Linked DNA regions of Homo sapiens: region 1 is linked to region 2. A link is a contact called in ENCODE Hi-C data. All regions are on one chromosome and are shown on one strand. The core of a region is the stretch at or near the end of the contact, and the rest is flanking DNA. Distances in the headings are between cores, read along the strand shown.

Region 1 (3,613 bases), core at 969-3,468, 540 kb after region 2:
AGACTTGATAATATTAATAATATGACATTCTTTTTCTCCCTGTAACGAAAGAGTGGTTCATTTTCTTCTTCTCATCTTCATCCATATTTCTGTAAAAGTCCAGCTTGTATGAGGTATGAGGACATAGACAATATCTTTGATAATCATTTTGAGAAAAGAAAAAAGCTCTAATTTATCTCTTTCATTTCTTATAGACAGGCAACTGTTAGAACAATAGAAAATGAAGAAATGGATATGTTGGTTATGGTGGTGGTGGAGGGGAGTAGGGGAAAACTTACCTGTTGTGGTATCAAAAGTTTAGGGAAAGAACATTAATGAGTTACTTCAGGTATGTTAGGGAAAAAGGAAAAAGAATAGGGAGAATTAGTCCTAATGTTTGAACTCACTGCATAAAACAGAGAGAGAGAGAGAGAAAATCAGCTTACTAAAAGGAAAGAAAATATGAGGTTTCTCTTTATGCCAGAGACTGTAAGCACCCAGATAATGGGCTTTAAAAAAAGGAGGAAATGAACTTTACTCAATGAAAAATATTATAATTTTTCTCTAAATTTATTCTACTAATTCATTACATGGTTTGAATGTTCTCATTGTGGTAGTCACTATCCTGTTTTATTTATTATTTCCTAGCCAGGAAAATCAACTTTTTCCTTTGTTTTACACATAATTTGATTTGGCCCTAAGCCTTTGCACAAGCTATATACTTCCTGATTGGAGTATTTGCTCTGATAAACTGTACACTCTTTGTTTTTGTCTCATAGATTTTTATGGTACTTTATGTTCATAAATATGATTCAAATCCTGACTGAAGTAAAGCAAAAAAGAAAAAAGCATTTCAAAGCTGAATCTGTAACAAACTTCTTGAGAACACTGTTCATTACAGCATACATAACGAAAATTTGGTGAATATTATAACCTCTGTTGTTCCAAGTTAATCTACGTCCAACTTTTCCATTTTGTTAGTTTTCACAGCGTCATGCTCTGTCCCCCAGGCTGGGGTGCAGTGGCGCCAGCCATCGTAGCTTATTTCAGTCTCCACCTCTGGGGCTCAAGCGATTCTCCCACCTCATCCTCCCTAGTAGCTGGGACTACGGGTATGCACCATCATGCCCAGCTAATTTTTTTGATTTTTAATAAAGTCAAGGTCTCGCCATGTTGTCCAGGCTGGTCTCGAACTCCTGGGCTCAAGCGATCCCACTGCCTCAGCCTTCCAAAGTGTTGGGACTACAGGCGTAAGCCACCGCGCCCGGCCTTTTTCAGTTTTTTAAACTCTCTTTTGTACACTTACTAAAGGATAAGTTCCTTTCATTAACTTTAACCACAAATTTAGGAACCCGTCAGCACCTCATATTATGCCTATTCTCTGGGGTGTATTAAAAAATATTATTGCTTATTACTCAGCACCCAGAAGAGTACCTGGCACATGGTATGTGGTCACTAAGTATTTGGTGTCTGAAGGAATCATGAGTAACAGGAGTTAAAGTGACATTTATAAAACCAATTCTGAACTATGGAACAAAAAACCCAAATTTAAATTACTAGCAGTTAATTATACCATTCTTAGTTCACGGAGGTAGGCCAATTGAAAACTTTGGACATTTTTAAATTCTGTAAGGTTTAACATTTTTTCTTAGAGGATTCACATATCGTAATCTCATCCAGCACTTCAGTCAAAAAAAAAAAAAAAAAAAAAAGTCACCAGCTCCAAGGTTTTAGTGTGAAACGTTCTTTGGCCAGGATCTAGATAGTACTTTTGCTCACTCAACCGGAGCCCGATCTGGTGCCATTTTCACTTGACCGCCGCTTCGAAACACGTCCCTCCCACCTCTCATCCCAAACCACACACAAAGAAGGAAAGCACAATTTCGACAGGTCTTGGGAAAACTCGACGAGGCCAAGTATGAGGCCACAAGACACCGTTTTTAGTTCCGCGTTCTCCCTCTTCTAATCCTATTAGGTTTTGTCCAGACAACGTTTTGCTCTTTCAGAAGAGAAAGAGCGTTCTGCGCTCGTCGTCTTGGATTCGACAACCATAAGCATCCCGTTAGGGCAACCACCGCAGCAGACTAAGTTCGACTACTTTCTCTCCAAACTCCTCCCGGGCCTTCTTCCCAAGCTCTCTCTTTCTCCTGGAGGCCCCGCCTCGCGGCCCGGCAGCGCGGCACGCGCATGCCCGGTGCTCGCCGCTTGCGCTCTCCCCTGCGGCGCGCCGCCGCCCCGTAGGCCCCACGCGCCGCCCCGCTCCTCCGCCGGATCGTCTGTGGGTGAGTCTCGAGCCAGGAGGCTCTGAGCCAGTGGCGATTGGCTGACGCGGTGGCTGCGCACTCGGCCTGAGAAACTCGGCAAGCGCGCAGTGTCGACTCCCCGGTCTATGCCAGGCGCATCTCAGGTAAACGGTTGGGCAGGGAGGTTTGGGCGACGGAGAATGATAGTGGTGGGCACAGATCAGCCCTGGAGTTTTCGGCCGCAGACTTTTCCTTGGAGAAGGAGAAGGGGCCCCGCGGAATCTGTACTTAGTGAATGCTGACCCCGCGTGGCCGGGAGTGATGGGGCTCTCTCGAAGGTCAGTGTCGTGGGGTCCTCAGGTGGCAGACAGCTCTTTCTGGGTATGGTTTTGGTATTGTCTCCAGTTTCCTAATACTGGACCTGAGCAGCTGAGCATTTATTCAAGGGTGTATTTTTTTTGTTTTTTTCCCCTTAAGTCGCGGTTAGTCAGAAGGTTCCAGTCCTCGCTCAACCTCTGATCGACTCTGTGCCCATGAGAGAGTCGTTTTATATTTCATTTCTCACACGTGGAAGTGTGGGCGAAGAATGAGGGGCTTCTTTAAGCGCGCTAAGCCATGCTGTAAAAAGATACTGTTAGAATTTTTTTTTTTCTTTTTTGATTCACAATGTCCCTGGACCTGGTGCAACGTTTGGGAAGCATTTTAAGCTCTATGGATGGAGGGAACAAGACAGCCGCATTATTAGACAAGGATGGTAGAAAGGAACAACTTTCCACAAACACACGCGTTTGGAAAAGCTCCTTTGAGCATTTTATGCAGGTTAAATCACAGTGGTAGTAGATAGAAATAAGCCAAAACAAAGGGCCAAACAAAACTACATTTCAAGGAGGTGTTCTTTTCTTCCCCAGATAACTTGAATATACTATCACAAATTATTGGCGTTTCAAAGTTTTTCCTTGTGATCTGGTATGGAGTTCATCTAAAATGACAATTACATAATCATTCTATGCAATCGTATGCCAATAAAATTAATTAAAACAGTTTAATTTTTAATGTGAGGAATAGGAATCAAGACATGTCATTGATGGGAGGTAATGATGGCAATCAGCAAAATGAATGGGAGATGTATACAATTTTCCTTCAAAGGAGTAGAGTTTATAGAGATATTTTTATTGCGTTAATATTTAAAGTATAAAGACATACAGAAAAGTGCATGAATCGTAAGTGTACAGCTCGGTGAATTTTCACAAAGTGTAAATACCCATGTATCCAGTATCTAGATCAGGAAAGAGCATTATTGCATCCCGGAAGCCCCACTTCATGGTTCCAAAGGTAATCATTATCTGGACTTCCAACATTATCAATGAATTTCACCTATTATTTACTTTATA
Region 2 (3,719 bases), core at 1,054-3,553:
AATGCCAAGAGCACCCAGTACCTGCAACCGCCGGCATGAGTGGGGCCTGCGGGGAGCCGCCAGAGCTGCGGACAGGCCCCCTGCCCACTGAGTTGCTACCCCTGGCACGCCCAGGGGATCCGCAGCAGCTGAGGCCACATGGTCACAGCCAAGTTCAGCAGGTGGAAAGGGAGAGATGGCATTGAACCTATGTGAGAACTGGGAAGATGTGTGGCAGCTGAAGGAGTTGGTAGGAACAAGAGGGAGTTGTATGTTACCTCCATATAACCAGAGCTCTAAACCATATCAGTTTCTGAACCAGTCTAGGCTGGTGCTGCAGAACTGCTAAAGCTCTCGCAGAGTCCCCAGACCCCCCGCGGGACATGAGGTCTTGCCTGTTCGTATGCGAACATCCTTGTACCCGCCTAGCAGCCCTGCAGACTGCAAATTTTCCCTGGGTGCACGGAAGTAGAGCAGATTTGGCGCAGAGGTCGATACTCACTGCCTGTCTGTGAGGGGGGAGGAGGATTCCTTCCTGGTCAAGTTGCCGGGCATGTTCATTCCCTCCCGCAAGCCTAAGGCAGAGTCATAAGCTCCCCTACGATGCGGCAAAGTCTCAACTAATTTATCTACCAGCCTTAAGAAGGAGCTGCTGCTTCTAAAATCTTTAGATTTCCGAAGGCTCTCCTTGTGTAAAAATGCCAGGCGGTGCCACACGATGTCACCCAACAGGTATTGGAGGTCAGACCAGGCTGAAATTGCTATCAAGTCAAACTTCAAGAAGATTTTAAACATTTGAAACCAACCAACAAAAAGGGACAAGTTCAAGTATGTCTAGTTGTGGGATTTCCCCCAAGATTCCGATTCTAAAGAGTGGTGTTTTAGTTCATCTTTACCTTTCACATCCTCCATTCTGTTAGGTAATTTTGAATTTAGAGTGCATCCTAACCATAGAAGTGGGAATCTGGAGATCTGTTCCTTTGCAGAAGCATGGCTGATCATAGTTTTTTCCTGGGTTCTTGCAACTTACTGACCTGAGATCTGGGACCAGTCAGCTTCTCTGGGTGTAGACCGCAGCCACACACATCCCTGGGGACTGTTGGGGAAGCAGCCTGAATCCTGTGTGCACAAGGAGCCTTCTGGATTGTCAAGTAGCAGTAACAGAGTTCACGACCCCAAGCAGTACAAACTCCCAAATTCACGAAAATATTTCTCTTCTTGTTTATTATTTTGATTCACATTCTCCACAACCCTAACTGCAAATATTAATAACTTTGGCTGCAAAAAAGCATACGGTACACTTTAGATTAGACTTACAGTGAATAAAAGTGAAAATTCAGAAGTAGGCAGAACGACAGGGCCTCTGGAGCTTAATGGAAGACGAGGGAATTACATCCATGTGCAGCGTCGGTGTCCACTGTCTTGGGACTAAGTCTCTTTCATATTTAAACAAAACTCTTTCGAGAGGGCTCGCTGGTTTGGAGAACCCTCACAAACGCTGCCACCGAGGGCCAGGGGCCCAGGACAGTGGCTGAATGTGGCAGAGCCTTGGGCTCCGTAGTGAGTGCCCCACGCACTGGCAATTGGTCGACTTGGGGCTGTGCGCTAGCGTTAGCCGCCTGTGGTTCAGTTCCCCGCACACGGCGTGGCCCGTGCCTCGAGCCTGTGTGGCTAGTGGTTGGCCGGTCCACCTGGACTGGGGGGTCGCCGCAGGAAGCTGGCGGTAGGAGGAACCTCCCTGGCCTTAACAGTGGCCCCCACCTGTGGCTCGGGCTCCCCGCAACCTCCTGGTTTCTTTGGCCGGCCTATCTTCTCACACCTGCGCTCTCGCCACCTGGCATGGACTGAAGTGAGGTAGAATCGGCAGGTGACACAGATCCTCTCCTGACAGTCCCCAGAGGCCCGCATGACAGATTTTGCTAAGACAACTCCCTCACCCCTGTGCACGGTGGCGCCCGCCTCCCACCTATAGCCTTAACTTCAATTCTGAGATGTCCATCGTTCCCCGGAGGAGGTCTCCTCGGGCCCCTTCTCCCTTCGAGTCATTCACATTCAGACCAAACGCTTTCATTTGTTTATTCAGCATTTTACCAGCCTGATTTTGCTGTCTTTTTGTGCCGCTTCTGGGAAGATGTCAAACACCCATTTTCATTGTATTTAGTCACCCAGGTGGGGAGCTAGCCTGAAAGAGACAGCGGAAGGAGTTTCCTGGACTGCGCTGTCGCTCACCGACCCGCACCAATCACCATGCAGCTTGCCCTCGGACCCGCCCCTTTTAGGGCGTGTCCCCAGTGAGTGATAGACGGAGCCGCCCTGCCCTGCTCAGCCCAGCCCACGTTGCTGCTTAGATTGAAATGCAGAACTCAAGCCTCTTTCATCGGGGCACAGACTTCCTTTTACTTCTTCCTTTTGCCCTCTCGCCTCCTCCTCCTGGGAAGAAGCGGAGGCGCCGGCGGTCGGCCGGGATAGCAACAGGCCGGGCCACTGAGGCGGTGCGGAAAGTTTCTGTCTGGGAGTGCGGAACTGGGGCCGGGTTGGTGTACTGCTCGGAGCAATGGGTGAGTGGCGGCGGGGGACTCTGTCAGAGCCGGGAAGGGAGGGAGGGAGCGAGCGGGCAAGGGAGGGAGGGAGGGAGGGAGCGCGAGGGCGCGCGCCACTAGGCGCTCACATTCTCTATTGACTTTGCTCGTGTTCCTACAAGTTGTAGGAACACGCTAAGGGTCAGCGGCGCACAGCAGTTCAATGTGAACGCTGGCTACTGGGTGGCTGTTGATGCCATTTTCTGATTTTAAGAGAAGGGAGCTGTGGCATCAGCGAGCCCCTCAGCCCGAGTAGCAAACCAAGTTTTGTTTCACACGCGCGCACACATGCAAACAAAACAGGAAAAGAAAAGAAAAGAAAACAAACAACAACAAATAAAACACCCTCTAGCTTCCCCTAGACTTTGTTTAACTGGCCGGGTCTCCAGAAGGAACGCTGGGGATGGGATGGGTGGAGAGAGGGAGCGGCTCAAGGACTTTAGTGAGGAGCAGGCGAGAAGGAGCACGTTCAGGCGTCAAGACCGATTTCTCCCCCTGCTTCGGGAGACTTTTGAACGCTCGGAGAGGCCCGGCATCTCACCACTTTACTTGGCCGTAGGGGCCTCCGGCACGGCAGGAATGAGGGAGGGGGTCCGATTGGACAGTGACGGTTTGGGGCCGTTCGGCTATGTTCAGGGACCATATGGTTTGGGGACAGCCCCAGTAGTTAGTAGGGGACGGGTGCGTTCGCCCAGTCCCCGGATGCGTAGGGAGGCCCAGTGGCAGGCAGCTGTCCCAAGCAGCGGGTGCGCGTCCCTGCGCGCTGTGTGTTCATTTTGCAGAGCCAGCCTTCGGGGAGGTGAACCAGCTGGGAGGAGTGTTCGTGAACGGGAGGCCGCTGCCCAACGCCATCCGGCTTCGCATCGTGGAACTGGCCCAACTGGGCATCCGACCGTGTGACATCAGCCGCCAGCTACGGGTCTCGCACGGCTGCGTCAGCAAGATCCTGGCGCGATACAACGAGACGGGCTCGATCTTGCCAGGAGCCATCGGGGGCAGCAAGCCCCGGGTCACTACCCCCACCGTGGTGAAACACATCCGGACCTACAAGCAGAGAGACCCCGGCATCTTCGCCTGGGAGATCCGGGACCGCCTGCTGGCGGACGGCGTGTGCGACAAGTACAATGTGCCCTCCGTGAGCTCCATCAGCCGCATTCTGCG

The links. A loop is a pair of places that touch in the nucleus more often than their neighbours do. Pooled maps may share reads with other maps.
Region 1: a loop to region 2 is called in a map of PC-3, with 8 times the contacts of the local background. The contact joins the promoter of MIPOL1 here to the promoter of PAX9 in region 2. A Hi-C loop is called at or near these places in 3 of 168 maps with a recorded cell type or tissue (PC-3, aorta and endothelial cell of umbilical vein) and 7 of 50 pooled maps.

Annotation. Positions count from the first base shown.
Region 1 is chr14:37,195,719-37,199,331 of GRCh38, forward strand. It overlaps MIPOL1 (mirror-image polydactyly 1), which reads left to right and starts at 2,219. Exons shown (of 13, transcript NM_001388067.1): 1 at 2,219-2,386.
Region 2 is chr14:36,659,557-36,663,275 of GRCh38, forward strand. It overlaps PAX9 (paired box 9), which reads left to right and starts at 2,304. Exons shown (of 4, transcript NM_001372076.1): 1 at 2,304-2,537; 2 at 3,341-3,719. The coding sequence starts at 2,534. RefSeq lists a promoter at 1,038-2,235, a cis regulatory region at 1,495-2,007 and enhancers at 2,772-3,283, 3,284-3,719.